Regions from separate parts of the Homo sapiens genome. Here region 2 is linked to region 1. Evidence: read pairs that join two places in POLR2A ChIA-PET (ENCODE). Cell type or tissue: GM12878. All regions are shown on one strand. Each heading gives the region's core, and the rest is flanking DNA. Links, peaks and the distances in the headings are about the cores only.

Region 1 (15,215 bases), core at 4,465-9,464:
AGCAAAGAACAGCCCAGATTTGCAGAAACATACAAATCTGATGGCTACTGAAGTAAGCATTACTGCACTTATTGATGACTTTAAGCAACTATCACAAGGATGGATGTTCATTGCCCAACCTTTCCATATGTAGTAGGTCCAGAAAATGCGCCCAGCCCCAGGCCCACATTCACTAAAGGATTGAATAAAGGATTCAATCCTTTATTCTCTACTGCATATTGAGAATTTGTTGAGTTTGAGAAAACATAGCATATCAGTTAGGGGAAAAGTTGGAGGAGGAAAGAGTCCAGATAGGGAGAACGTTGAAGGAGAAGTAAGAATAGAATAAGAAACAACCAAGCAAGCATGCGTGTAAGTAAAGAGGAAGGGAGGGGCCAGGCATGGTGGCTCACAACTATAATCCCAGCACTTTGGGAGGTCTAGTGGGAGGATTGCTTGGAGCCAGGAATTCGAGACCAGCCAGGGCAACAAAGCAAGACTGTAACTCTACAAAAAGAATTTTTTTAATTAGCCAGGCATGGTGGAGCACACGTGTGGTCCCATCTACTCAGGAGGCTGAGGAAGGATGATTCCTTGAGCTCCTGAGTTCCCAGGAGTTCAAGGTTACAGTGAGCTATGATCATACCACTGCACTCCAGGCTGGGTCACAAAGTAAGACCCCATCTCTGGGAAAAAAAAAAAAAAAAAAAGAGGAAGGGAGGAGGAAAGGCAGGGGAGCAGGAAAGCAAGTTAACAATTTATTGAGCATGTACACATGTGTACTTGATCCTTTTATAGATATCATTTCATTTAATGCTCACACCTTACTAAAGGTCACAGGGGCTCAAAGCAACAAAGTTGGAACGTATGTGAAGCCAAATATGTGACTCACAAGTCCATGCTCTTTTGATAACACCACAACTCTCTCAAAGGTGATTTATTTTAATCTGTGCAGCAAACTTTTACATAAGAGGTAACTCAACAGTACTTCACATGAGGAATAGATAAATTTAACTTTGAAAACAATCCTGTGAGGTACAGTTGGCCCTCCTTATCTATAAGTTTCACATCCACAGAGTCAACCAAACATAGATCAAAAATAGTTTTTAAAATGAAAAATAATACAAATGTTAAAATATATATATAGAACAACTATTTACATAGCATTTACATTGTATTATGGATTATAAGTAACCTAGAGATGATTTAAAGTATACAGGAAGATGTGCATAGGTTATATGCAAATACTATGCCATTTTATATGAGGGACTTAAGCATCAGTGGCTTTTGGCATCTAAAGGAGTCCTGGAACCAATCCTTCCCCTGATATGAGGGAAGACTGTATTGTGTTTTCCATTTTCACAGATGAGGAAACTAAAGGTCACAAAAGTAAAACATCATGCTGACAGCCAAGGGCTCTTGCAAACATCTGCAGTATCACTGGGTGTGTATGCCACAGGCAGAAGGGTTACCCCATTCTCTGGGCATCTTGCAAAGAGGTGAGCTAAGTAGGGCCAGGGTGCAGCTGGATGCATAACAGGGCTGTGCTTAAAGAGAGGAATCCACCCCTGTTCCTCTCCCCTTTATAGGGCAAGATGAAAGTGGAATTATGAACAAGGGACATAAAGTCTGGTCTGGGACACTAAATGGTCTGAATTTGGGTGCCAGTCATCTGGCAACACTGCTTATTAGTTCCTATGGAAAGTTGATTTTGGTCACAGCTCTGCCCACTGGGAGAAAAGGAGCAACAGTTACCAAGACAAGTTGTTTCAGACATAGCCACTTTCACTGGCAAAAGGAGAGGAGGCCCCAGCTTCAGCTAGTTCATCCAAACAACCTAGAGAGAACTTCTAGTGTCAAGAAGTCTTTAATCATTCATCAAAAATAGTGACAGAGCCAGGACTTGAATCCAGGTTTCGTTATCTCAGAATCCAGGTAGGAGCTATAAAGCTATTCCTTCATAAGTGAGGGACAACAGCCAAATCCAATAGCTATAGCAAATTTGAGGTTGTTTCACATGACTTTAGATTTCAGTTGTTCAAATGGCAGGTGAGTGTCAAACAAGGAAATGGTTCCAAGAGAATGATTCAATCATAACACCCCAGACACGGCTAGGGACATGAAAAGGAAGAACTGGGAGGAAAAGGGTACCTCAGAGATTAACAAAGGAATCACTCAATTGTCTTATTTATTTATTTGCTTACTTTATTTTTACTTTAAGTTCTGGGATACATGAGCTAAACGTGCAAGTTTGTTACATAGGTATACATGTGCCATGGTGGTTTGCGGCACCTATCAACCTGTCATCTAGGTTTTAAGCCCCCCATACATTAGGTATTTTTCCTAATGGTCTCCCTCCCCTTTCCCCTCACCCCCTGACAGGCCCCGGTGTGTGATATTCCCCTCCCTGTGTCCATGTGTTCTCATTGTTCAACTCCCACTTATGAGTGAGAACATGTGGTGTTTGGTTTTCTGTTCCTGTGTTAGTCTGCTGAGGATGATGGTTTCCAGCTTCATCCATGTCCCTGCAAAGGACATGAACTCATTCTTTTTTATGGCTGCATAGTATTCCATGGTGTATATGTGCCCCATTTTCTTTATCCAGTCTATCATTGATGGGCATTTGGGTTGGTTCTAAGTCTTTGCTATTGTGAACAGTGCTACAATAAACATATGTGTGCATGTGTCTTTATAGTAGAATGATTTATAATCCTTTGGGTATATACTCAGTAATGGTATTGCTGAGTCAAATGGTATTTCTGGTTCTAGATCTTTGAGGAATTGCCACACTGTCTTCCACAATGGTTGAACTAATTTACACTCCCACCAACAGTGTCTTCTTTTGAAAAGTGTCTGTTCATATCCTTTGCCCACTTTTTGATGGAATTGTTTGTTTTTTTCTTGTAAATTTGTTTAAGTTCCTTTTAGACTCTGGATATTAGATCTTTGTCTGATGGATAGATTGCAAAAATGCTCTCCCAATCTGTAGGTTGTCTGTTCACTGTGGTGATAGTTTATCTTGCTGAGAAGAAGCTCTTTAGTTTAATTACATACCAGTTGTCAATTTTGGCTTTTGTTGCAATTGCTTTTGGTGTTTTAGTCGTAAAGTCTTTGCCCATGCTGATGTCCTGAATGGTACTGCCTAGGTTTTCTTCTAGGGTTTTTATGGTTTTAGGTTTTAAGTCTTTAATCTATTTTAAGTTAATTTTTGTATAAGGTGTAAGGAAGGGGTCCAGTTTCTGTTTTCTGCATATGGCTAGCCAGTTTTCCCAATACCATTTATTACATAGGGAATCCTTTCCCTATTGCTTGTTTTTGTCAGGTTTGTCAAAGACCAGATGGTTGTAGGTGTGTGGTGTCACTTCTGAGGCCTCTGTTCTGTTCCATTGGTCTATATATCTGTTTTAGTACCAGTACCATACTGTTTTGGTTACTGTAGCCTTGTAGTATAGTTTGAAGTCAGGTAGTGTGATCCCTCCAGCTTTGTTCTTTTTGCTTAGGATTGTCTTGGCTATATGGCCTCTTTTTCAGTTCCATATGAAATTTAAAGTAGTTTTTTCTAGTTCTATGAAGAAAGTCAATGGTAGCTTGATGGGAATAGCATTGAATCTATAAATTACTTTCGGCAGTATGGCCATTTTCACAATATTGATTCTTCCTATCCATGAGCATGGAATGTTTTTCCATTTGTTTGTGTCCTCTCTTATTTCCTTGAGCAGTGGTTTGTAGTTCTCCTTGAAGAGGTCCTCCACATCCCTTGTAAGTTGTATTCCTTATTTTCTTTGCAGCAATTGTGAATGGGAGTTCATTCATGATATGACTCTCTGTTTGTCTATTATTGGAGTATAGGAATGCTTGTGATTTTTGCACATTGATTTTGTATCCCAAGACTTTGCTGAAGTTGTTTATCAGCCTAAGGAGTTTTGGGGCTGAGATGATGGGGTTTTGTAAATATACAATCATGTCATCTGCAAACAGAGACAATTTGACTTCCCCTCTTCCTATTTGAATACACTTTATTTCTTTCTCTGGCTTGATTGCCCTGGCCAGAACTTCCAATACTATGTTGAATAGGAGAGGTGAGAGAGGGCATCCTTGTCTTGTGACAGTTTTCAAATGCTTCTAGCTTTTGCCTATTCAGTATGATGTTGGCTATGGGTTTTCGTAAATAGCTCTTACTATTTTGAGATATGTTCCATCAATACCAGTTTGTTGAGAGTTTTAGCATGAAAGGGTGTTGAATTTTATCAAAGGCCTTTTCTGTATCTATTGAGAAAATCATGTGGATTTTGTGACTGGTTCTGTTTATGTGATAGATTACGTTTATTGATTTGAGTATGCTGAACCAGCCTTGTATTTTAGGGATGAAGCCAACTTGATTGTGGTGGATAAGCTTTTTGATGTGCTGCTGTATTTGGTTTGCCAGTATTTTATTGAGGATTTTCGCATTGATGTTCATCAAGGATATTGGCCTGAAATGTTCTTTTTTTTGTTGTGTCTCTGCCAGGTTTTGGAATCAGGATGATGCTGGCCTCATAAAATAAGTTAGGGAGGAGTTCATCTTTTTCTATTGTTTGAAATAGTTTCAGAAGGAATGGTACCAGCTCCTCTTTGTACCTCTGGTGGAATTTGGCTGTGAATCTGTCTAGTCCTGGGCTTTTTTTGGGGGGTAAGCTATTAATTACTGCCTCAATTTCAGAATTTGTTATTGGTTTATTCAGGGATTCAACTTCTTCCTGGTTTAGGAAATCACTCAATTTTCAACCTTTTCAGTTAAACTCATTTTTTGAATTAAAAGACAACTTCATAAATAACTGTACTCACTGTTCTTCACCAAAAGTCTCTTTATGAAGAAAATTTCTATATAAACAAATATAAGAGCTCAAAGAGCATTTCTACTCTACAAGGCTTGGATCTCTCTCACTCATTTATGTCATTTTTGCTTTTAAAATAAAGTTGACTGTATATAAGAAGTCTTATTGTGAATACTCTTGTAAATACCTACTCCATAATTTTTTTTTAATTTCCAATACTTTTGCAAATATCTATCCCACAATTTTTTTTTTTTTTTTTTTTTGAGACAGAGTCCCTCTCTGTCACCCAGGCTGGAGTGCAGTGGCGCCATCTCAGCTCACTGAAACCTCTGCCTCCCAGGTTCAAGCGATTATCCTGCCTTAGCCTCCCTAATAGCTGGGATTATAGGCACCTGCCACCATGCCCAGCTAATTTTTGTATTTTTTGTACAGACGGGGTTTCATCATGTTAGGCAGGCTGGTCTTGAACTCCTGACCTCAGGTGATCCACCTGCCTTGGCCTCCCAAAGTGCTGAGATTTCAAGTGTGAGCCACTGCACCTGGCCTTCAATTAATTTTGAAATCATAACTGAGCTCTTAAATACAGATTTCTTTATACTAGGCTCACAGAGTTCTATGACTATTATATTAGTGTTTTACCTCTGTATAGATTTGGAGCAAAGACTTGCATTGTTTTTTCTTTGAAAGGTTGAGAGGTGTTTTGTTATGTCTTGTGAAGAACTGTTCTTACTAAACTGGTACTGATCTAAGAATGCTCCTGTTTTTATTCCTTTCCATCCCTAAATTGAACCAAAGATGACAGGAAATCAAGCTTTTTCAATTCATTTCTTTATTCACAAACGGCTCATTTGATGAAATAATATTACCTCCTTTTTGCATGAGATCAAAACCAGGGCCTTAGTGTTCATTTATTCCTACATTTGCTCCTTGGAGGCATGGATCTGTGAATCAAATGACACATTGCTAGTGTTTATGAATCACAAAGGCCATTTAAAAACAGAACATTCACCCTGTATGTAGATTTATTTTTTCTCTCCCTTCTTCTATTTTCTCACCGCTTTCTTTCTTGCTTTCTTTCATTTTTTTCTTCTTTTAGCTGTACACACTATAATTTAACTCATAAACAAAACTAATATTAATACAGTTATGTTTTATGATAAGTTGAAATAATTGAGTATTAAAATATGATCATAAGAAAGTTTTGCTTCCTAGATTTGTACTATATTTTACAGTCTAGATATATCTTAGTATATTGCTAATGTAATATTATGTTTTGAATATTTGTAGTTTTTACAAGACCATTTGTATATTTGTAGTTGTTACAAGACCATTTCTTGGTACTTGGGATCAGTAGGTTAGTGAGTCGGGGGTGTGACTTACACAGTGTTTCCCCAGAAGCATATACTGAGACAAGAATTTGAATACAGGTAGTTTACTTCAGAATTAAATCCCAGAAGCACCAGTAGAGGAATAGAGAAGTGATCCAGGGAAGGGAAAAAAGAAAATCAATAATGTTACCTTCATAAGGCAGATTACAGTTGTGGACAATTGAGGCTCGATTCTGTTGATAACTCGGGCAGACGGGTAGAAGTTGTAGTTGAGTGATCAGTGGGATCACATGGAGAGCCACGGCTCTCCATGAGGGAGAAGAGAGATACAAATATGGAATGAGGGAGAATAAGAAAGATCCTGTGGTATTTGAATGGAATTATTGACATCTGTATGAACTCAACATTTTTTAAAAGCGTGTGTGTGAATGTGTGTGTATACGTACACTTACATGTGCACAGAGCATAACTAGTGGGAGTTTGAGGGTTTTGTCAACATTTGGGTCAAAGTTTTAAAGGAAGGAGCCTATCTCTGAAGGAGACAACGTAAGTGGCAGTGACCTGAAACAACGAGAAATCCCCAAAGGGGAAACCTAGACGTAAAAAGTTTTCTCCTCCTTTTTGGACAATATACTTTAAGAGGTCTTCTCTGCACTGAACAGGAAATACTTTGCATTTTTATTTAATGAGGAGATCACTTGAAAAATAATTTTATTTTCTTTTTTCTTCTTTTTATTTTAATACCACTATACTAATGAGAAAGAAATCACTTTTTTCTTAATCAGTTCAAGAAAGTAGGGTAACATTTGCCATAAAATAAGCTTGTCTTCACTTTCATAAAATAAACATAAGTGAATAAGTTTGCAAACTTAATATTTGATTTTTTTTTTTTTTTAAAGAGGGTTGTAGGAAGAGGAGGTATAGCATTAAGTAAAAGATTTAGGCCAGGTGCAATGGCCCACACCTACAATCCCGTGCTCTGAGAGGCCAAAACAGAAGGATCACTCGAAGCCAGGAGTTCAAGACCAGCCTGGGCAAAACAGCAAGACCCATCTCTACAAAAAATAAATTCGCTGGGCATGGTGATATGCACCTATAATTCTAGCTACTTGGGAGGCTGAGGCAGGAGGATCACTTGAGTCCAGGAGTTCAGCTATGATCTATGATTGCACCACTGCACCCCAGCCTGAGTGACAGAGTGAGTCCACATCTGTTAATAAATAAATCAATTAATTAATTAAAAGATTTGAGTCAGGCATGGTGATTCATGCCTATAATCCCAGCACTTTGGGAGGCTGAGATGGGTGGATCACTTGAGGTCAGGAGTTTGAGACCAACCTGGCCAACATGGTGAAATCCTGTCTCTACTAAAAATACAAAAATTTGCTGGGCATGGTGTTGTGCGCCTGTAATCACAGCTACTCAGGAGGCTGAGACAGGAGAATCACTTGAACCCAGAAGGCGGAGGTTGCAGTGAGCCGAGATGGTGACACTGCAATCCAGCCTCGGCAAGAAAGCAAGACTCCATCTCAAAAAAAAAAAAAAAAAGAAGTGATTCTTTTTAAAAAAAACACACAATGTGGATATCTGATTCTAATAGTGGCAGACAAAGTGATATAGTTTGACTGTGTCCCCCACATTTCATGTGTTGAAAACTTAACTCCCAATGCAATAGTGTTGGGAGGTGGGGCCTAATGAGAGGTGTTTAGGTCACGAGTTTGTCAAAAGATGCTAGAGAAAATTATCTCTAAATATGTTGAGTCTACTTGGAAATAGAAATAAGGATTATAGGCCGGGTGCCTGTAATCCCAGCACTTTGGGAGGCCGAGGTGGGCGGATCACGAAGTCAGGAGATCGAGACCATCCTGGCTAACACGGTGAAACCCCGTCTCTACTAAAAGTACAAAAAATTAGCCGGGGGTGGTGGCGGGCGCCTGTGGTCACAACTACTTGGGAGGCTGAGGCAGGAGAATGGCGCGAACCCAGGAGGCGGAGCTTGCAGTGAGCCGAGATCAAGCCACTGCACTCCAGCCTGGCAACAGTGCAAGACTCCGTCTCAAAAAAAAAAAAGAAAAAAGAAAAGAAATAAGGATTATAATCTGGAATGCATGACATGGCAAATCACCAGAGCATTCAGTGAAGAAAGGGTAAGGAGAGCCTTTATTAGCAAAAAATATTTACATGAGCTGCTTAGAAATGGCTCATTGGTCATGGAGTTTCTAAGCCAGAGTTGCTGTTAGTTCATTGATAGAAATGCCATTACTGGGCAAATGTTTTTCCAAGAACAGCTCAACTTAATCACTGCAGTCTTAAAGAATGTCTTGTGATAAATCTTTTGCGTTTTTTTGTTTGTTTGTTTGTTTTTTTGAGATGGAGTCTCACTCTGTCGCCCAGGCTGGATACAGTAGCGCTGTAGTGAGCTCACTGCAACCTTCACCTCCTGGGTTCGAGTAATTCTCTTGCCTCAGCCTCCTGAGTAGCTAGGATTACAGGCACATGCCACCACACCTGGCTAATTTTTGTATTTTTAGTAGAGATGAGGTTTCACCACATTGACCAGGCTGGTCTCAAACTCCTGACCTCAAGTGATCAGCCCGCCTCAGCCTCCCAAAGTGCTGGGATTATAAGCGTGAGCCACCGTGCCCGGCCATCTTGTGATAAATCTTATCAAAGGGTGTATGAAAGAAGTGAAAGGATTTTTAGAAAGTTCTTGGAACAGTTCTTATCTCAGATATGTAAGTATGAGCCTCCTCTCCTTCAGGACTTGCTGTCCCTATTTTGCCCTGTGGAGACACAGAGCTAAACCATATCATTCCACCCATGGCCTCTCCCAAATCTCATGTCATTCTCACATTTCAACACACAATCATGCCTTCCCAAAAGTCCCCAAAAGAAAAAAAATAAAGAAAATCATTGCCAGTCCCTTGAGCAGATGATATAACTCATACCAATACTTGTATAGAAGAAGCATATTCTGAGTATTCAAAATTGAATCAGACTCAGAGGTAAAAAGATATAGCCTCAAAAAATGTGGCATACCTAAAATATCCGTGAATCTTCTTACTCATTTAAATAAACTAAATTTGAATTTCAAATTCACTGACTTTTCCTATTACTATGATGTGAGACAGGAAGCGTCCTTCAAGATTTATACTTTTTAAAAAATAAATGACTACACTATTTTTCAACAGGACGAATGCTACAGGAAATGAGCATACAAAATAAGAAACAGAAAGTGGAGGCGGTTAGCAATGGCTTTAATTTGGCTCCTTACTTTCACACAAAAACACCTGCAGAGAGCTTCAAATGCTATGCATGTGCTGATGATTCTCAAATTTACAACTTCTGAAAAAGTCTTTTTTCTGACACCCCCACATCCTCCTGTTCATTCTTCAGATCTCAGCCTAAAAAAGGTCAATTCCCAGAGAATCCCTTTCCTGAGATCCAAGACTAGGTCAGTTTTAAGACAGGGGTTTTCAATCCTTTTGACCTTGATCTACCATAAGAAATATATTTCATATCATGATCTGGTGCACACATATGCAAATATGCATTCTTAAACAAATGATTATCTCTATCTGCCAGTCACTATTATAAACCACTAGGGATACAAAGTGAATAAAACGTATAAAAACTTTGCTTTAATGGAGTTTACATTCTAGTAATTCTGTTTCTGCCTTTGCCTTCCTTAAAACTATTCTCAATCCTGCAGCCAAAGTGATCCTATTAAAACATAAATCAGACGTCACTCTTTTCCTCAATGCCATCCAATGGCTTCCCATCTCACTCAGAGTCAAAACCAAGGCCCTGCCTACTACAAATCACGTAGCCTTACATGATCTGCCCCACTGACCATGACTCACCCTCTTTCCTCGTCACCTGCTAGTCCTCCCATTCACTCCCCTTCAGTCATATTGGCCTTGCTTCTCTTCAGACGGGCCAGCCACACTCAGGGCCTTTGCACTGACTATTCCTTCTGCCTGGAATGTTCCTCCTCCAAGTATCCATATGGCTAACTCCCTCAATTCTTTGAGATCTTTAACCACAAGGCGCTTTCCCAAATAAGTCTTCTCTGGCTACCCTTTTTAAAATTTTAACCCCCACCCTTCACATTTTATATACTCCCCTTCCTTGCCTTTTTTCAGCTTCTTGTCATCTTATAACATATTCTATATTTTACTAATTTATCTTGTTTATTTTCTATCTTTCCTCTTGAAAGCATACTCTATAAGCCCCTGGATTTATATATTCATTCACTGACAACGTAAGCAGAAATAAAAGTTTCACAAAAGAATACTTATCCTTATTATCTGTGATTTACTAGGATGTTTTATTATTTAGTTTGTTAAAAATACTGGTCTTAAGCCACTAGATAGATTTCATGACCCACTCATAGATCATGATCCACAGTTTACACTGTCTTAATGTAAGCTTTCATTGTATCTGACAAATTGTTTCATAGCACATCACAACTGTGTGTGTGTGTGTGTGTGTGTGTGTGTGTTTATTCCCTACCCTACTGTGGGTCCTATGCAGAGCTGAGAAGTCAGGGCTGCCTTACTCACCGCTACGTTTCCAGCACAGAGCATAGTACCATAACAAGTCCAAGTCATGTGCACACAGAAGTTAAAAGGGAGCAGAAACTATAAGCAGAAGTTAGCCACCAGGAAGACAATGAACAGAAACACAGAGGGAAATAGAAACTGACCCATGAAAGAGAGAGATAGAGCTGTAGTTCCAGTTCGCAGTCCATAAGTTTCTTTACCCCCCATTATTTTAGACTGAGTTTTTGTTTTTTGGAACTTATACTATATTAATAGCATATGAATTAAACATCTTGATCAATCAGAGCAAACAATCCAAAAACTTCTGTAAAATAAATATCAATAGTTTCTAAATTTTAGGAAAGTGATATTGGGTAAATGGAAGGATTAATTTTGTAGTCTGGAGATGGGGAAGGCAGAAAACCATGTTTGCTTCTGTAGCTTCCATGTCCCTGTACCACCTAGCCAACTTGCTTTGCTCTGCTGCTTAGCTCTGCCACACAAAAGGGCTCCTGCCTGGCCCCTTGCCCTACAGGACGAAAGATAACCTACGGTGTTTTAGGAAGATGCTTTCAAAGGTAAATGGAACTCACAGGAGTGATCTCTCTCGGTGTCCTCTCTTCTAGGAGGCTTAGGTAAAATAGGTCTGATCCTCATTCAGGGAAGTGTCTAGGTTAGTAATGCAGGCCAGCTTAAGTTTAGGTATTTGGACTTGCTCTTTTCCAGTCTAGCACATTTCTCTCTACCTCATTTTACATAAGAGTTGTAGGCCAGCACGGTGGCTCACGCTTGTAATCCCAGCACTTTGGGAGGCTGAGGTGGGCGGATCACAAGATCAGGAGTTCGACCAGCCTGGCCAATATGGTGAAACCCTGTTTCTACTAAAAATACAAAAATTAGCTGGGTGTGGTGGCGGGTGCTGGTAGTCCCAGCTACTCAGGAGACTGAGGCAGGAGAATCGCTTGAACCCAGGAGGCAGAGGTTGCAGTGAGCCGAGATGGCGCCACTGCACTCCAGCCTGGGCGACTGAGCGAGACTCTGTCTCAAAAAAAAAAAAAAAAAAAAAAAAGAATTGTAAAATCTGAGATTCAAATTTGACCATTTAGATGGTCCAATCTAACTCACTAGATTCTGTATTGGAGATGGGAGACAAAACCTCACATAGAAATAGTGTTCCTATGAATATGTTGTTTTTTGTTTCTCATATATATAAATATATGTATATGAAACCACACACACATATACAGGAATATATATTTTTGGTATTATTTTACATCCATTAATTATTTCACTTTCAAAAATTTCCTTAGTAGTGGCAGACTTATCCATAAAGCTAACAAACCTTAAGCTTCAGTGCTTTGCATTGTTTGGGCCCCTTCTAAGAAATGAATGTAATTTTGTCTATCATTTTGAAGAGAGCCTCTCAAACTGTATAATCTTCATGCGCCATAAAGTCTGGATCTAACTATACCTTCAGGAATGTTATCGGTTGTATTGGCTGAGTAGGGTTAAAGGTTTCAGGAACTCAGGTTTGACCAGCAGCCCTAGCTTTCATAAGGAAAAAAAAGAGACAATATAATAATAATATATAGGCCAACAACAGAGAAGTCCACTCATTTAATGCTTACTATATTTAAAAACCTTCAAATCTGCAAGGCTATACGTTTCTTTCTGAAAGCAAAAATTGGGGTATAATGTAGGGTTGCTATTTATCCCATCAATTAGAAACTTTTGGTGGCAGGATGGAAAAAAAAATCCTTGCCTTTCTCAGGAATGGAACTATTCTGTTCAAGTTTGCTTCTGGCCACTGCATCTCCAAAGCCTCTGCAGCATATGTGCAGTGAGCAGCCCAGAAGAAGGCTGAGTACAGTGTATGAGACTGCATCATTGCATATAAATTGACTTGAATGATAATTCCAGAGTCTCCCAAGGCGGGCAGATTACCTGAGTTCAGGAGTTCGAGACCAGCCTGACCAACATGGAGAAACCCCATCTCTACTAAAAATACAAAATTAGCTGGGTGTGGTAGTGCATGCCTGTAATCCCAGCTACTCAGGAGACTGAGGCAGGAGAATCGCTTGAAACCTGGGAGGCAGAGGTTGCAGTGAGCCGAGATCGCGCCATTGCACTCCAGCCTAGGTAACGGAGCACGACTCTGTCTCAAAAAAGAAAAAAAGAAAATAGTACTTCACCTCTGTGGTATTCTCCCAAAATCGTATAGCTTCAGTACAATCATGAGAAAACAATCAGAGAAACCTCCGTAGAGTGATATGCTACAAAATACTTTACCAGTACTCCTCAAAATTGTCAAAATCATCAAAAACAGAAAATATCTGAGAAAGTGTCATAGGCAAGAGGAGCCTAAGGACACATAATAACTAAATGTAATGTGATATGCTTAATGAAATCCTGGGACAGAAAAAGCATATCAAGTCCAAGAAATATAAATAAACCATGGACATTAGTAAAGAACAATGTATCAATATTGGTTCATTAATTTTAACAAATATACCTTTTTGTTTTTGGTTTTTTTTTTTTGAGACAGAGTTTTGCTCTTGTTGCCCAGGCTGGAGTGCAATGGCACGATCTCGGTTTACCACAACCTCCGCCTCCCGGGTTCAAGTGATTCTCCTGCCTCAGCCTCCCGAGTAGCTGGGGTTACAGGCATGCACCACCACACCCGGATAATTTTGTGTTTTTAGTAGAGACGGGGTTTCTCCATGTTGGTCAGGCTGGTCTTGAACCCTCAACCTCAGGTGATCCACCTGCCTCGGCCTCCCAAAGTGCTGGGATTACAGGCGTGAGCCACTGCAACCGGCCTACAAATATACCATATTAATGAATGTGAATAATAGAGAAAGTGGTATGGGGTATATGGGAATACTGTACTATCTTCTCAATTTTTCTGTAAATCTATAAGTGTTCTTTAAAAAGTCTATCATTTTTAAAAAGTTTTCAGTTATTCTAATAAAAGCATATCATTTCCACATTAAATCATACTTTCTGTTAGTTGAAGTCATTTTAGGAGGCTAATATTTCTGAATCTTTAAAAATTTATGCTACTGATAGGCTTAATTCTACTTTAAAGTGAAATAGGCAACTGATTTAATTAATCTAACTTATGGTATGCTTTGGATATTGTGTGGATTTTTTTAATTAGCAAAAAAACTAAATTAAATTCAACAAGAAATCCTTCTTTCAATTTATTTTATTTAACACAATGACCAGAAACCTACAGAAGCTATAAAATTTCTTAACGAAACATTTCATATGGGAGGAAAAGTTTTTATCCCCTACATAAAAAGGTTATTACAGAATTGATCTATACCAAAATTAAAACATTTTTGAAGTTTTATAAAACTACATGTTAACATAAGACTCTCCAACCTTGTAATTTTCTAGCACCTTTTATCTGTGCAGTCAGGCATTTCACAGCACCTTATGATACATTTATAGTGACTTTTCCTAAATGGGAGAAGCAGATGAGTCAAATGACTTATACTAGATTCTCCATGAGTCAGAGGTACGACTGTTCCAATGAGTCATTACCTATCAGTTCTAAAGTAATTGTCAGGAGAATCATTTAAACATAAACCCCAGAAATCATAGAAGGAAAGAACATTTTAAAACATAGCTATTTTCCTACTAGTTTTTAACAATAACTTGTTTGAGAATAAATTTAGAAGGATTCAAATACCTAAAGACATTGTTAAAATGCAATGCAAAGACATAGATTTTTGTTTGCTTGTTTGTTTTGAAACGGAGTCTCACTCTGTCACCCAGGTTGGCGTACAGTGGCATGATCTCGGCTCACTGCAACCTCTGCCTCCCAGGTTCCAGCTATTCTCGTGCCTCAGTCTCCCAAGTAGCTGGGACTACAGGCGCATGCCACCACGCCCCGCTAATTTTTGTATTTTTAGTAGAGAAAGGGTTTTGCCATATTGGCCAGGCTGGTCTCAAACTCCTGACTTCAGGTGATTCGCCCACCTTGGCCTCCCAAGATATACTGATATCTGTTGCATTTATGATAGCCTACATAGGAAGTACATTAGACAAATGAATAGTTTTCTTTTTTCCTTTTTTTTTTTTTTTTTTTTTGAGACGGAGTCTTATTCTGTCGCCCAGGCTGGAGTGCAGTGGCATGATCTCGGCTCACTGCAACCTCCGCCTCCCATGTTCAAGCGATTGTCCTGCCTCAACCTCCTGAGTAGGTGGGATTACAGATGCCCGCCACCACGCCCAGCTGATTTTTGCATTTTTAGCAAAGACGGGGTTTCACCATGTTGGCCAGGCTGGTCACAAACTCCTGACCTCAGGTGATCTGCACGCCTCAGCCTCCCAAAGTGCTGGGATTACAGGCGTGAGCCACTACGCCCGGTGACAAGTCAATAGTTTTCTACTAATTCCGTCATTACTATCTGGTATCCTGGCTTGTAAGATAACCACCTTATAAGTAATCTAACAAATAACACTGTGGCAGAAAATATAATTATAAAATTATTAGATGTTATAAAACAAGAACATCTGATCACAGAGTTTTTGCTACTTTG
Region 2 (15,215 bases), core at 3,656-8,655, 360 kb after region 1:
GTATCAGGTTAAGGACTTCAGATGTATTGATTCTCCCAAGACTATGTTCTGTGTGACAGCCTCCATCTGTGTGGCATAAGGCCAATTTTGGGATTAAGGTGCCTGGCACTTGTCTTCTCTCTCTAGTTGATAAGATTGCCTCCAGCTTGCTGCCATGGTCGTTGCTTCTGACCCTTCCAGGGCAGCCCCCTTTAGAGTTCATATCTGTGCTGCTTCTACTGGGTCTCCCTCCCTCCCTCCCTCCCTCTCTTTCCTTCCTTCCTTCCTTCTCCCTCTCTCTTTCCCTCTGTTGTTTCTTCTCTATGCTGTTGAATTTCTGACTTTGGGATTTTGAGTATGAAAGCTGGTGACACTGACACATCACTAGCTACTCCGAGCGTTCATTGCTTTTCTCTGGAGCACTGCCAAATCTCCATGTAGGGAGGTCAACTCTTCGCCTGCTGACTTCTTATGACAGGGTTCGTTGTTTGTTCTGGCCACTTTCTTATCACCAAAGCTGACTTTTTACTAAGTCCCATTAGATTTAGAATTATTTAGATACAAGAGAGCTAAGGTTTTATATATTTATTTAAAGAACTTTTATTAACAGACAACAGCCAGACATGCTTTCCAAATTATTATCTTTTCTATCCTTCCTAATATTGGAAACCTGGATCGAGTTTTAACTAGGCAAGAATTTGCAATGTATGTACATCTGTTGTCATCACTGTTAAAGAGTCCCAAGTATAATAGATTTGAGGGGAAAAAATTATGTATTTACTGGTAAGACTGTAAAGAAAATGATTTGAGTACTTTATTAGAAAATTCTCAGTGGGAGTAGTTATGTTATGGGGCATTTTTGTTAATTTTCATAAAACTAAGTATTAATAACAAAGGACTTTTTTTTCCTTCTGAGCATATTTTTTCTTGAATATTTGGGTCAGTATATTTTAACCATATTTATCTCTAACTTTATAATTTTGATGCTAAAGCCAGAATTCCCTAAATATCACTTTGCCTTACAGCAAATGTTGCTGAAATGGCCAAGGGAGGAGATACAGAGACAGAGAGGGAGGGAGGTAAGATAAGTAATGTAAAATAACATTTACACCCTATTTCTAGAAAATAATCTTAAACAGTTTTAATGTGGTGGTAATGCTTTGTATTTTTTTTTAAATACAGCATTATTCTTCATTAATGAACAATTTACATGTCTGTTTCCAAACACAAGTGAATTGATCTTAAGAGGCAAAAAACTGAATGAATATTTTCAGCACTTTCTCCTTGGGGAACATCTCCTGTTTACATCTTAGTTGCTTCCCAGGACATGCCTTAGGTATCCCTCTGGCACATGTCTAAACATAGATCCAGCCAGAAGTAGAGGTGGGCCTGTGTTTAATCTCCTGCTACAGTTCAAGTCAGAACTACACCTTGCTTTTACTCTAAATATTTGCATTATTGTCCTTGGATGTTTTCCCATTATGCACAACAAATCTCTCCTCTTTAAAAGAACTGGTTGATGACAGTAAGAGAAATCATACTCTGGAGCGCACTTAGAGGGAAGAAAAACCACATGTTTAGTGAGGTAAAACAAATACCTGTTTTTCTACCTTTTAATACAACAAACAAAAACACCCACTAATGTATTTACAACTCTCGTTTTACAGGCCAACATGTTTTCATAGAAAAGTATTTGAGTATATTGTGGATGAGATAGGGGAAATTGATTGCTGCTTCTGGACCAGCCACTCTCTAGGCCTGCAAGTTGACACAGTGAACATGATACACAGAATCTTTGCTCTCAGAGTTTAAATCCTAGTAGGGAGAGGCAGACAATAAAAATGTAGGCAAATGAAGAGGATTTAAGGAACAAGGAGGTGTGATAGTTAGCAAAGAACTTACATGAAGCATCTTTTTTTTTCTTTTCTTTTCTTTTCTTTTCTGAGACAGGGCCTTGCTGTGTCGCCCAGGCTGGAGTACAGTGGCATGATTATAGCTCACTGCAGCTCTGTAGCCTTGAACTCCTGGGCTCGGGCAGTCCTCCCACCTCAGCCCCCTGAGCAAATAGGACTACATGCCCAGCTATTTTTTTTTTTTTTTGAGTTTTTTTTGTAGAGACAGGGTCTTGCTATGTTGCCCAGGCTGGTCTCAAAGTCCTGGGCTCAAGTGATCCTCCCACCTTATCCTCCTAAAGTGCTGGGATTACAGGTGTGAGCCACTGCGCCCGGCCCCATTTGCAAATTTCATTTCTTGAAACTCTGGCTGATATGTGAAAAGAGATAGAAAGGGGTTTGGACTAGGCTGCTGTCCGTGGAGATGGAGGGAAATGGATAGAATTCAGAGAAATGCAGGAGGAAGGTGGAATGGAAAGAACTTAATAATGGACTGGGTGAGGGAGAGAATGGTATGGTGGATGATCCCCAGGTCTCTGATTTGATTGAGCAAAAGGTTGGAAGGGATGCTATTAATTGAGATCATAAAGAGTGAAAGAGGAGCACTTAGTAGGGAGGCAGGAGAGAATCAAAGATCAGTTTTGCATATGGTAAATTTGAGATGCCTGCAAAATAGTCAAGGAAAGAAAAATCTTGAATGCACTTACAAAATGAGTCCAGAAAAGAGGTCAGGGCTGAGTTATGGCTATGGGAGTCATTGGCACATGGGTGGTATCTGAAGCTGTGGCAGTGGATGAGATCACACAGGGGTGAGGATAGACTGAAGGAGAAAAACTTGATCCAGGACTAGCTCTGAGATACACCAGACTTTTAAGGGATCTGGTAGAGCATGTGGAACTGACAAATGAGCCTGCACAGGAATGGCTAACAGCAGTTAATTTGCAAGAAAAAGAAACAAACTTCATGAGCACAGACCACACATCCCTGGCCAGCGACTCTCAGCCACAAGCCCCAGTTGGCTTCAAAAAAACTTTCTCTAATGCTGGAAAATAAATCTACTCATGCATGTCTTCTTGGTGGAGGGGGAGAAAGAGCTTCAGATGGTGGAGGGGAACAAGGAGCTTCAACCTCATTTAAAAAGACGACTTCACTGGAATAACCCAAAGAATAAAAGGAAAGTGTGACACAGCTGCTGTGTTTCTGGAGCGGGGTTTGAAGTTCCTCTAGGATAAATATGAAAGCCTCAGAGATCAACTTCTCTATCTTGATTCATACTTGATTACCAGTAAATGGGGAATGATCTTGCTTAGTTGGCAGTAGATTTGCCTGTTACACACTCTCTTGCAGGAAGTTGAAGTGCTGTATCATAGAGTTTTTGTTTTCCATGTTTGAAGTTAAATGGGATATTGAGATTTAATCAGAAAAGTAGCTGAGAAGAGGTGTAAACATGAAAGTCCAGTCTTGGATAAAGGAGAAATCTTATGAATACCTCTCCCTCTGGTTTCAATATTTCACAACATAAAGTATGTCCAACTGATAGACTTGTAGTAAATCCCAGGTAAGATATTTGTAGACTGTGCCATGTTCTAAAACATTAAAAAAAAACACAATAACATTTCAACTTTATATGTAATATATTACTGAAATCCTGGTTATCTGCTGAGTAGCTGAAAATGGTTGGGTATCCCTATATAAATCAAGTTTATTGATTTTTTTTGAGGTCTATATCAGGAGTTCTAAGATGAAATATGGTCCCTGGTTTTAATGTGATACTGTTAGCTACATGGATGCCATTTCTTTTGACATAAATTCTTTAGTGTGAATTAATCTTTATACTCTTTTGCAAATCATTGAAGAATAGGAATAGAAACAGATTTCTGCTTAAATGATAAAAACATAAAACATTAAATGATGGAAACTTCTCCATAAAGTTGGCTGTTTCTCACACATTTTCACTTTCCTTCTCTTTTTCAAAATATATTTTAGTTCTTCTGCAGTTTCAGTTCATGTTTCAGAAGTTTAAATTTCGACATTTGTGAGGGGACCCTTTCTTATTCAATCAAGACATTCTTTGAGTGGATGTATGGCACTGTATATTTATAAATGATGTTCAGGTCATAAGGAACCATTTTGCAGCTGCCTCTACTATATACCACGAACTACTTTGGTCCAAATTTCAAATCTAATTTGGTTCTTCTTTTCCTCAATTTTATTTAATTTTAATTTTTTCTGAGACAGGGTCTCACTTTGTTGCCCAGGCTGGAGTGCAGTAGTGCAATCACTGCTCACTGCAGCCTCAACTTCCCAGGCTCAGATTATTCTCCCACCTCCAACTCCCTAGTAACTGGGACTACAGGTGCATGCCACCACACCTGGCTAATTTTTTTTTTTTTTTTGTAGTTTTTTGTTGCAATGGGGTTTTGCTATGTTGCCCAGGCTGGTGTCAAACTCCTGGGCTCAAGTGATCCTCTCCCTACCTGGGCCTGCCAATGTGCTGGGATTTCAAGTGTGAGCCACCACACCCCGCCTTTCCCCAATTTTAAATCCAACATGGCAGTTCTGGATTAAGGGAGTCACTCTTCCTATATGTCTTCCCAGTCTGGATTTTGAAGCAGCTGCCTTTTTGCTTCCTAATGATGCTAGCCTATCCAAACTAGAAATAATCTTATATAATCATTGATGCCTTGACTCATTTGTATGTATCTGTATTTTTAAACTTTTTATCTTTCATTACCAAATGACTGCTTTCTGATACCCAGGCCTAGGCTTAAACACTGGCATATATGGAGAGAACAGTTGCCACTCGACTCAGAGATTGAGTAGACACCCAAAGAACTGCAGTTCTTAAGCCTTAGGAGAAGCGAGAGAAATGGGCCAGGTGCGGTGGCTCATGCCTGTAATCCCAGCACTTTGGGAGGCTGAGATGGGCAGATCACCTGAGGCCAGGAGTTCGAGACCAGCCTGGCCAACATGGTGAAACCCCGTCTCTACTGAAAATACACAATTAGCCGGGCATGGTGGAGGGTGCCTATAATCCCAGCTACTCTGGAGACTGAGTTGTGAGAATCACTTGAACCCGGGAGGTGGAGGTTGCAGTGAGCCAAGATCACGCCATTGCACTCCAGCCTGGGCAAAAAGAGTGAAACTCCGTCTCAAAAAAAAAAAAAAAAAAAGATTGCTACATGCATGGAGTGGGGAAAATTGTGGTAGAAGAAAAGTAAACTTGGTTTGGAGAATAAACATTTATTGAGCATTTTCACTTGACCAGCTCTAAGGTGGGAAGATTACATATAGTGTCTGTTTAATATTTAATATGTATAGCCATTATTATGTATATTGTAAACATCTGTCAGAAGTTATAATTCCAAAAGTAAACTCTAAGCAACAGCTTTTTCAAAGTATATTTTTCATGTAGCACATTTCATTAGCTCATGAAAAGGTTATTTCCCCAAAATGTGTAAAAATGTAAAGTGAACAATGGCCATTCATCAGAAATAGCAAGTGACAATGAGCTCTCCAAGGAGCACTTCTTTTCAACACTCGACTTCTGGAGGCTGAAATTCAAGGTACTTAGGACAGCCAAATTGGTAGGCACTGGCCAATGTCTTGGGAAATTTGACTTTTTGCAACCGGATTATAAAACAAGGCTTTCCTTTTGATTTGCTTAATCTGCCATTTTACTCAATATTATGGCTTTGCCATTTGTTCTTCTTCCATTTAAATGAATTTCTTTTAAATCGCTTGTGGTTGCTGTTGCCCAGATGACAGGTATAGAGTTGATTTTGTATTTTTTTTTTTGTTTTGAGACAGAGTCTCGCTGTGTCACCCAGGCTGGAGTGCAGTGGAGCAATCTCAGCTCACTGCAGCCTCCGCCTCCTGGGTTCAAGCGATTCTTCTGCCTCAGCCTCCTGAGTAGCTGGGATTATAGGTGCCCACCACCACGCCCATGTAGGCCGGGCTGGTCTCAAACTCCTGATCTCAAGTGGTCTGCCCACCTCAGTCTCCCAAAGTGTTGGGATTACAGGTGTGAGCCACTCCACCCAGCCAAAAATTCTTTTCTGAACAGAGACTAATGTCGGTAGATGTAAGACAAACCACAAATGGTGGGAAAATGAGGAAAAAAAGTGCTCCCAAATACCTGTTTTTAGTTCGCTTCACTTGCTGATATTTACTAATTGTTAATTCTTTTCCTCTCTTTTTTTTTTTTTAGTGGCCACAGATGTCTTTAATTCCAAAAACCTGGCCGTTCAGGCACAAAAGAAGATCTTGGGTAAAATGGTGTCCAAATCCATCGCCACCACCTTAATAGACGACACAAGTAGTGAGGTGCTGGATGAGCTCTACAGAGTGACCAGGGAGTACACCCAAAACAAGAAGGAGGCAGAGAAGATCATCAAGAACCTCATCAAGACAGTCATCAAGCTGGCCATTCTTTATAGGAATAATCAGTTTAATCAAGATGAGCTAGCATTGATGGAGAAATTTAAGAAGAAAGTTCATCAGCTTGCTATGACCGTGGTCAGTTTCCATCAGGTGGATTATACCTTTGACCGGAATGTGTTATCCAGGCTGTTAAATGAATGCAGAGAGATGCTGCACCAAATCATTCAGCGCCACCTCACTGCCAAGTCACATGGACGGGTTAATAATGTGTTTGATCATTTTTCAGATTGTGAATTTTTGGCTGCCTTGTATAATCCTTTTGGGAATTTTAAACCCCACTTACAAAAACTATGTGATGGTATCAACAAAATGTTGGATGAAGAGAACATATGAGCACATGAGTTAAGATTGTGACTGATCATGATTTATTTGAAGATGGAGCACTGCTGATTTATGAAGGAAAAAAGAAGAATTTTCTAAAGATTACACATATTTCAGAAAGACTTTACCCAATTCAGTTGTCAGACATAATGATTTATTTGAAGGCTTGTTTTATTTGAAGAAAAGCATATTGCCAAAAATTCTGGTTAAAAGCTTCCTAACGGGTAACAGACCATGGGAGAGATATGTGGTTGGGTAATGCAAATGTAGTTATACAAAGAAAAATACAGATGTCTCCAGACCTGAGGACTTTTTAATAGGGCAGTTGTTGTGTTGGTGGCACATTGGATATTTCTAACATGTACAAAGCTATGTATTTTGATTTACTTTCATTTCTTGCTATGTATATGTACTTTTCTTAAAATGCCAAGAACTTTCTCTTGCTATCATTGCTCCTTTTGAAACAATTCAATTTTCATGTCTACAGCTGACTGTTTTGTTAAGATTGAGTCATCGACATTCAGGATTTAAGTCTGAGGTAGTCAACCCTCAGGAAAAAAAAAATGGCTTATCTGAAATCAGTACTGTGGAAATGAACTATATTAGCTATTATGAATAATGTCCAGTATAAGAATATGCTTCTGGAATTGAGTTCTCCTTTTAAGTACCAATGATACTTAAATTTCTCAGAAATGTAATGGTGTGTCATTGCCTTGAAATGCTTGCTTAGGGCTTCTTTTATGTTATCTTAAAAAGTGCTGGTGAATTTTCCATTTTTTACATCCATTTCACATGTAAGAGACAAAAAAGTCTAGATTGGTCTTGATATTGAGATAATAAAAAGTAAGTAGCATTAAGAAAGGTAACAATCTTCATTCTACAGATGAACTCATTGAAACAATTTAGGGGAATGAGGGGCAAAAGGGGAGAAATACTGCTAAAGAACATGAGCATAAAAATGCGTGCGTTTCAGTGTTTAAGAAGGCTTGATAAAGAATGTCACTTTTTTATTTAACTGATAAGATTTTTGTTATTTTTTACTTTGATAAGTAAACCAAAGAATATTTGTATTTCAAGCAGTTTGTGTGGTGTTTCTATATAATTTTCTGTGTATAAATAATAAAGTAGGCATTTGTTTATTTTGTAAAAAAGAAATGAAAATCTGCTGGCCAGCTATGTCCTCTAGGAAATGACAGACCCAACCACCAGCAATAAACATTTCCATTGTCACTGTGTCTATGATTTTTTTTTTTTTTTTTTTGAGTCTCGCTCTGTTGTTTAGGCTAGAATGCAGTGGCATGATTTTGGCTCACTGCAACCTCTGCCTCCCAGGTTCAAGTGATTCTCCTGCCTCTGCCTCCCAAGTAGCTGGGATTACAGGCATGCACCACCACACCCAGCTAATTTTTGTATTTTTAGTCGAGATGGGGTTTCACCATGTTGCCCAGGCTGGTCTTGAACTCCTGACTTCAAATGATCTGCCTGCCTCGGCCTCCGAAAGTGTTGGGATTACAGGTGTGAGCCACTGTGCCTATGATTTAGTGTACTCTCTTGCCTTAAATTTGCCTGCCTCCCAGAATATTGACATTAAAATAATAGTTTACCAGGAAAGGTTCCACAACTAAAAATTCCAGAAGTTGAGATCTGCTCTAACCCATTTCAGCCTAGAGAGGGTGGTCAGTTTCTCTGACACCCTCATTTGCTTGGCTAAGACAAGCAGCAAAGGTGTAGAGTTTCTTCCTGTTTGATATTAAATCCTGACACTAAGATTTGAACTGAAAGTATCATTCTCACTTCCTAGAGCCAGTAGGTGATCAGTATATGCTGTAACAATAACACAGTGACTACAGAAATGACCCTTCTAGCTTCATAACTTGCTAAGTGGCTTATAAATGGAATTCAGCAGCCTTCCTTGACCAGCTGTTTTCCTCACATGTGAAGGCTGAGAATGTGATGGGGGGTGTGAGCTACTGACTGGATGTGTTCTGTTCTCCAGATCTCAAACAGCAGAGGTATGGGAAACGAAAGCCCTGGGCAGTCCATGGATGCTTCTTGCTCATCTGTAGCTATAGACAGGACCAACCAGAGAGAGAAAACGTACGGAGGGAGAAATCTGGATCTCTCTGGACACACTGGATCATAGGGTTGTGCCAGCAGGCTAGCAATCAAATGTGCATGGGATTGGGGGAGCAATGCTTCATCTCCCACAGAGGGAAGGCAGTGAGGAGTAGACCGAAGGAGGGAATCCTGTTTGCTACCATTTCTCAGCATTTTCTGGAGGGGACCCATCTCCTTACCAGTGCTGTGCCTGAAAAGCATGTCTTGGATCAGGTCCAAAGTCGTGATTAGCAAGTTCATTTCTAATACAATAGGACTCCCCTTGAGCATTTAGGGTGGCAAGGAGCGTGGGAGCTGGGAAGAATCCCCACGTGCTTAGGGTAGATAAATCTGAGCCGAGTTAATACTAATTTGGGGATCCTATGAACCTTTTTATAAAATAGTATCTGTTCACGTTTTGAAAAAAATTGTGTTGTAATTGATTTTATTTTGTGCTGGTGGCTTCTCTGCAAAAATTATGAGTGGATATGATAAGTGGATGATAATACTAATGGACAACTAACGCAGAGTAGTTTGTATTATGTGTCGGGCACATTAACTCATTTAATTCTGCCACAATCTTCACCATCTTATAGATAAGGAAACTAGGGGAATAGAAGTTAAGGAATTTCCTGAGGTCACATGTGCTCGAGGTGTCCCAGCCGGAATATGTATAAAATCTTATTTTCACTTAAAGATGATATGGCTAAAGGCAGTGCTAGGAACATCTTTGGCTCAGAGAAGCGTGGGCAGTATGCTGCTGAAATGGTTCCTCATATAGTGACATTTTAGGCAGTACCTAAGTCAGCACAGGTCTGGCCTGTTCTCTAAAGATCTGTGTAGATGTTGTACAAAGACATTTTTCAAAGTTTTCAACATGACTCCTACTTTGGGGGCATCTTGTGGCTCAGTTTTCTGTCTCGTGGAACTTCACTTCTAGGTGCTCACAATGACTTTTAACGTTGACTTCTGAGGTGCAGTGAGCTGCTCCCCCACAGCTGTCCCTAGCAGTGGTGGGTTCAGAGCATGACAAGGCACTCAATGTGCATTCACCAAGAGAAGCAAGGAAGCAGCAGTTCAGTACTGTGCTCCCTAGAGTAGGCACGGCATCAGTTTCAAACTTCAACATTATTTTCCAGATTTGGAGGCTCAAAATATTTGAGCAAGTTAAGTTAAGAAATAGCCTTTTTCTGATTATTAGGCCTTTCATATACAACTCAAAATTAGTTTAAGAGTAAAGCATGGGGTGGGTGCGGTGGCTTATGCTTGTAAGCCCAGAACTTTGGGAGGCGGAGGTGGGAGGATCACTTGAGGTGAGGAGTTCGAGACCAGCCTGGCCAACGTGGTGAAACCCCACTGCTACTAAAAATACACAAGATTAGCCAGATGTGGTGGCAGGCACCTGTAATCCCAGCTACTTGGGAGGCTAAGGCAGGAGAATCGCTGGAACCTGGGAGGCAGAGGTTGCAGTGAGCTGAGATTGTACCACTGCACTGCAGCCTGGGCAACAAGAACGAAACCCCGTCTCAAAAAAAAAAAAAAAAAAAAAAAGCATGAGTTAAGAACTTTGATCGTACAGAAATATTGCGTTTTAAACTCTTATATAATAGTATGCCATTCACAATTATCTGGAAAGTTCTTTTTCTCCCACCATGTGAATACACACACACACACACACACACACACAATTTTTAAGCCCCCAAAGGCTTAAAATAGTACTTTTTGTGGTCTGTACCGGTCAGTTGGATTTTTACTAAGAATTTTAATTTATCCTTGAGATACTTGATGAGTGTATATAAGCAGTTGCAATTTAGCATACAAAACCTGACAAATGGTAAATAAAAGAATATGTTTATCCAAATGATGAAATATTTGTAGTAAAAAGTGCTATTCAATTGCCAGGAAATTAAAATACTCCAGTAAAATGAATTAAATTAGCATGTTAATAAGAGTGATAATATTTAAAAGTTTTAGTCAATCTTGCATTTCCATACTTGCATTATCTAAACTAGTTGAACTTTTCAGTGTTTTACTTGATATATTGCATTCTTGAGCATTAGGCTTCTAGGTGATTTGTTAAACTCATAGCAGGTTTTAGTACACAGTGCTGTTTATGACAGAAAAAATTTTATCCTACCTCTGAAATAATTGTACTTTCTGTGATTCAGATAAAAACTTTATAGAAACTCCCTAATGAAAATATTGAAGCATTAACCAGAAAATGAGTCAGCTTTTTGTTTCCAAAATGATGCAACAGGAAAACCTTTAACTACTTATAATCCCGTATAGTCACCATCACCACGAAGTATTGAAAATCTGTTTTCTCTTTTACTAAGTGTCTGCACGGTCACTTATGTATACCCAAAGCCAGAAAGATATTTTTATCTCAGGGAAATTCCAGAAATGGAAACATTTTTGTGTAATATTGATTCATTTCTGTCTCACCAAAGATGTGTTTTCCACGTAGCAAAGAACATCAGCCCCACGTTATAGGGAACAAGCGAGTCCCAAATCGTACCATCTGCTGAGCACTGAGAAAGGATATGGACAAGTCAGTCAGCATTCACAATTAAGAGAAAAACATCTGTGCTTTGGAAAATGTTCTTCAAGGATAGAGAATTGTGCCCTATGTCCACCAAATTTGCATGAGATCTTTATAAGATTAGACAGCCAGTGGATAAGGCCCCTTATCTTTCTTCATGGATGGCTGAGGAAATTCTCCGCCTTCCCTGACATCAGCTGCATAACTGTATTTCTGCCTCGTGGAAATAAAGTAGATGATCAGGCACTTGCGGTTTGTTCTTAATACAAGAAAGACAATTTGATTTTTAAAAGTTTTGATTTGTAGAATAATGTAAGACAATATGTTTCTTTCTACTTTGGTTTTTCCATTCAAAAGCTTACAGATGAATTCATTCGTTTAAAACTGCCAGGCTGAGTGCGGTGGCTCATGCCTGTAATCCCAACACTTCGGGAGACTGAGGTGGGCGGATCACCTGAGGTCCAGAGTTCAAGACCAGCCTGACCAACATGGTGAAACCCCATCTCTACTAAAAATACAAAATTAGCCGGGTGCAGTGCCACATGCCTGTAATCCCAGCTACTTGGGAGGCTGAGGCAGGAGAACCACTTGAACCCAGGAGGCAGAGGTTGCAGTGAGCCAAGATTACACCACTGCACTCCAGCCTGGGCAACAAGAGTGAGACTTTGTCTCAAAAAAAAAAAAAGAAACTCTGTCTCGAAGTAAATAAATAAATTTTTAAAAACCAACCTGATGTGAAGTTGAAACACAAGACGCGGAAATAAAAACTCAGAGTATAAATATCTATATTGTTACCATTATCTGGGATAATTGATGATTTATAAGAAGCTGAGGTTTCGTCTTCCTAGAAATGGACTTTTATTAGGCCAGCAAGAATGACCACTTAGCCATTTAAATGATTTGTCAGCATCTTTTGCTGCTCTCTTCTAAGACCATTGGTTTTCACTAAAGGATAAATACCTGCTAAGCAAATTATAAAATACTATAAGACATTTAATCTCCTGGAAGAGGACTTGCTGATAATTGGATCAAAGTTCCAGCATTATTGCTCTTTTCGAATCATATGGACTTAGTGTTCTCATGACCGAGGAGTCACATTTTTAGCTTGCTAAAATATTCACTGGAGAACATGGTGAAATCCACGAGTGGAAACGTTCCATGGTATTTTCAAACGCCACGTGTCAGGAATTTGGCATGCCTTCCTCTGGGAGAGGCACTGGAGTGTGGCCAGATGGAACCCAGCAGGGTACAGAGGGCATTTGTGGGAGCAGTTAGGAAACCAGGACGTCCAGCTTCTGCCTGCCAGGGAGCTCGCTCATGTTGTCTCTGAAATTTGCATAAGAGCAATTACCTCATATTCTAATTTTAAAGATACAATTTTTAAAGACATGGAAGGCTCTGAGACCTCCTGAAGGCTATTCCTATGTGAGGTATTGTTTACGGGTGGCCTTTCACTATTTCCAAATCAGCGATGAAAAGAAGACTGAGTCTAAAATAAATGAAGCAACAGACTTCAGCAGCCTGAGAGAATTTTGTTCAATTCCAGTCTCCTTAAAAAAAAATCGGTTTTTGCTTTCAATTTAGGAAAATTGTTTTGGGTTGCATTGTTGAAAGTAATGATTTCTAGCAGCTACTTATGTATAATCTCTTAACCAATTAAATTCTGAATCTCTTAAATCACTTGATTATTCATGCTGGTTTTAGTTATCCACTGCTGTATTATAAGCCACCCCAAAATTTAGTGGTTTAAAACAACAACCATTTTGTTCCCGCTCACAATTCTGTGCGTTGAATGTGCTCACCTGGGCAGTTCTCTGATTTGGGGTCTATCATGTGGTTGTGGTCAGATCATGGCTGGGACTGGAGTCTTACAAAGATTTGGCTGGGACACCTGGATGACTGGGCCTCTCCTCTCCCCATGGTCTCTACTTACTACTTACTAAGAGCACCCCAAATTGCAAGAGCAGAAGTTTCCAGGCATTCTTAAGGCTGATGCCCAGAACAGGCACAATATCATTTCTGCCTCATTCTACTGGTCAAATCAAATCACAGGCTGTATTGGGGTCACCAAGACACCCTCAGGTTTGATGATTCTCTAGAAGGACTCAGAAATCTCAGAAAAGCTATTGTACTCATAGTTATGGTTTATTATAGCAAAAGGATACAGATGAAAATCAGCAAAGGAAGAAGGCACATAGGGCAGAGGCCAGGAGAGACGAAGGTGCAAGCTTCCAGCTGTCCTCGACCAGTAGAATTTTATAGACAGCACAAAATTTTCCTAGCAATGATGTGTGACAACATGTACAAAATATTGCCAACCAGGGAAGCTCACCCCAGCCTTGGGAGTCCAGGGTTGTTAATGAGGCATGGAGCACTCACATGACTAACCTTAGTTACTCAGGCTCCAGCCCCTCCAGAAGTCAAACTGAAACAGGGAGGCCCAGAGCTCCAGGTGAATATCATAAATCACATTGTTAGCATAAACAATGTGTCATGGCTCAAGCCCTAGGCATACAAAGGCACTCTTATCAAGCACTATATTCCAAGGGCTTGGAGACTGTCTCCCAAGATCTAGTCAAGGGCCAGTCCTTTCTTTGGAATTTGCAGGGTTCGAACTTCCCAATCTTGCTGAGTTAATCCTTTACTGCACACAGGCTCAACCTGGGTTTAGTACAGGAGGAACTACACAAGGGCATGAATTCTGGGATGCATGGCTCTTTGAGGCCATCTTCGAAGACTAGATGCCATATGATTGTTTCCCACCCTCTTGGCTCCAGCAAAAACAGAATTCTTGGGGAGTCTGGAGTTCTTCACATAATAGTTTGTTTTTAATTGGAAACAAATATATAAAATAAGGGTGGACTAACCTGAATGTAGTTAATAACTACATTCCTGTCCATGTGAACATGTGAGTCCTGACAAGTTAATCTACGTAATTCAAGAAATGATGATTAAACAGCTACTATGTGCCTAACGCCAGGCTGTACCCTGGAACTATGCAGTAACACCTAGTTCTTTACTGACTGGTGGGGACACTTACAATGCACAGGTAACTTAATACCGAACGGGGCTTCCCACGATGCAGATGAACCTAAGAAAGGCTTTTTTAGCCCAGCATAGGCTTTCTGATGTAACAATTTTCAAACAGTGTTTTGAGCTTTAAACTGATATTTTAAAAGCAATAAGCTCAAAGTAGCGGCCGATTTCTTTTTCAAAATCAGTGGCAAGTATGTGTGCTGGGGGCGGGTGGGGGAGGTGGTATATGTGAGACAGTATAAGTAGAAGATAAAATGGGCCATTTTTCCTTTATTTTCCTTTATAAATGCATGTTCCATGCATTTCCTTTAGTTCCTGGGCCCAGTGGCTCACACCTGTAATCCCAGCACTTTGGGAAGTGGGCAGGTCACTTGAGCCCAGGAGTTTAAGACCAGCCTGGACAACATGGCAAAACCCTGTCTCTACTAAAAATACAAAAATTAGCGGGGCATGGTGACATGCACCTGTAGTCCCAGCTACTCTGGAGGCGGAAGTGGGAGGATAGTTTGGATGGCTTGAGCCTGGGAGGCGGAGGTTGCTGTTAGCCAAGATCTTGCCACTGTACTCCAGGCTGGGCCACAGAGCGCAACACCTGTCTGGGAAAAAAAAAAAAAAAAAAAAGCTTACAAGTTATTTTTTTTTTTCAAAATAATAATGGTTATAAAAAGCCCCTGGCAAAATGTAGATTATAAATTCTACTGAATGGAAGAATGTAAAATAATATTTTAAACACTTTTTTTGGTTCATTTTGTTAAAAAACAGAGTTTTGCTCTGTTGCCCAGGCTAGAGTGCAGTGGTGTGATCATAGCTCACTGCAGCCTCGGCCTCCCGGGCTCAAACGATCCTCCTGCCTCAGCCTCCTAGGACGTTAGGCACTTGCCACCACACCCAATTAATTTTTAATC

What was found. Peaks named below come from ENCODE experiments on the same cell type or tissue, not always from the same donor. Only the 100,000 strongest peaks of a DNase experiment are listed, where the experiment ranks them.
Region 2: POLR2A ChIA-PET joins it to region 1 with 5 read pairs; 5 of 35 experiments call an interaction of 5 or more read pairs at or near these places.

The regions. Positions count from the first base shown.
Region 1 is chr5:119,022,134-119,037,348 of GRCh38, forward strand. All of the region lies in intron 1 of DMXL1-DT (DMXL1 divergent transcript), which reads right to left. Among named protein-coding and RNA genes, the nearest start is that of DMXL1-DT, 41 kb to the right of the region's middle. RefSeq lists an enhancer at 9,709-9,758. In GM12878, for the core only: no CTCF peak of the experiment used is centred there; DNase peaks (open chromatin) are centred at 8,974 and 9,368; H3K4me3 peaks cover 991 bases; H3K27ac peaks cover 1,310 bases.
Region 2 is chr5:119,386,735-119,401,949 of GRCh38, forward strand. TNFAIP8 (TNF alpha induced protein 8) reads left to right here. Exons shown (of 2, transcript NM_014350.4): 2 at 6,082-12,954. The coding sequence ends at 6,647. Among named protein-coding and RNA genes, the nearest start is that of TNFAIP8, 38 kb to the left of the region's middle. RefSeq lists a silencer at 4,332-4,489 and enhancers at 8,303-8,352, 10,787-10,836, 11,117-11,166. In GM12878, for the core only: no CTCF peak of the experiment used is centred there; a DNase peak (open chromatin) is centred at 8,491; H3K4me3 peaks cover 349 bases; H3K27ac peaks cover 1,957 bases.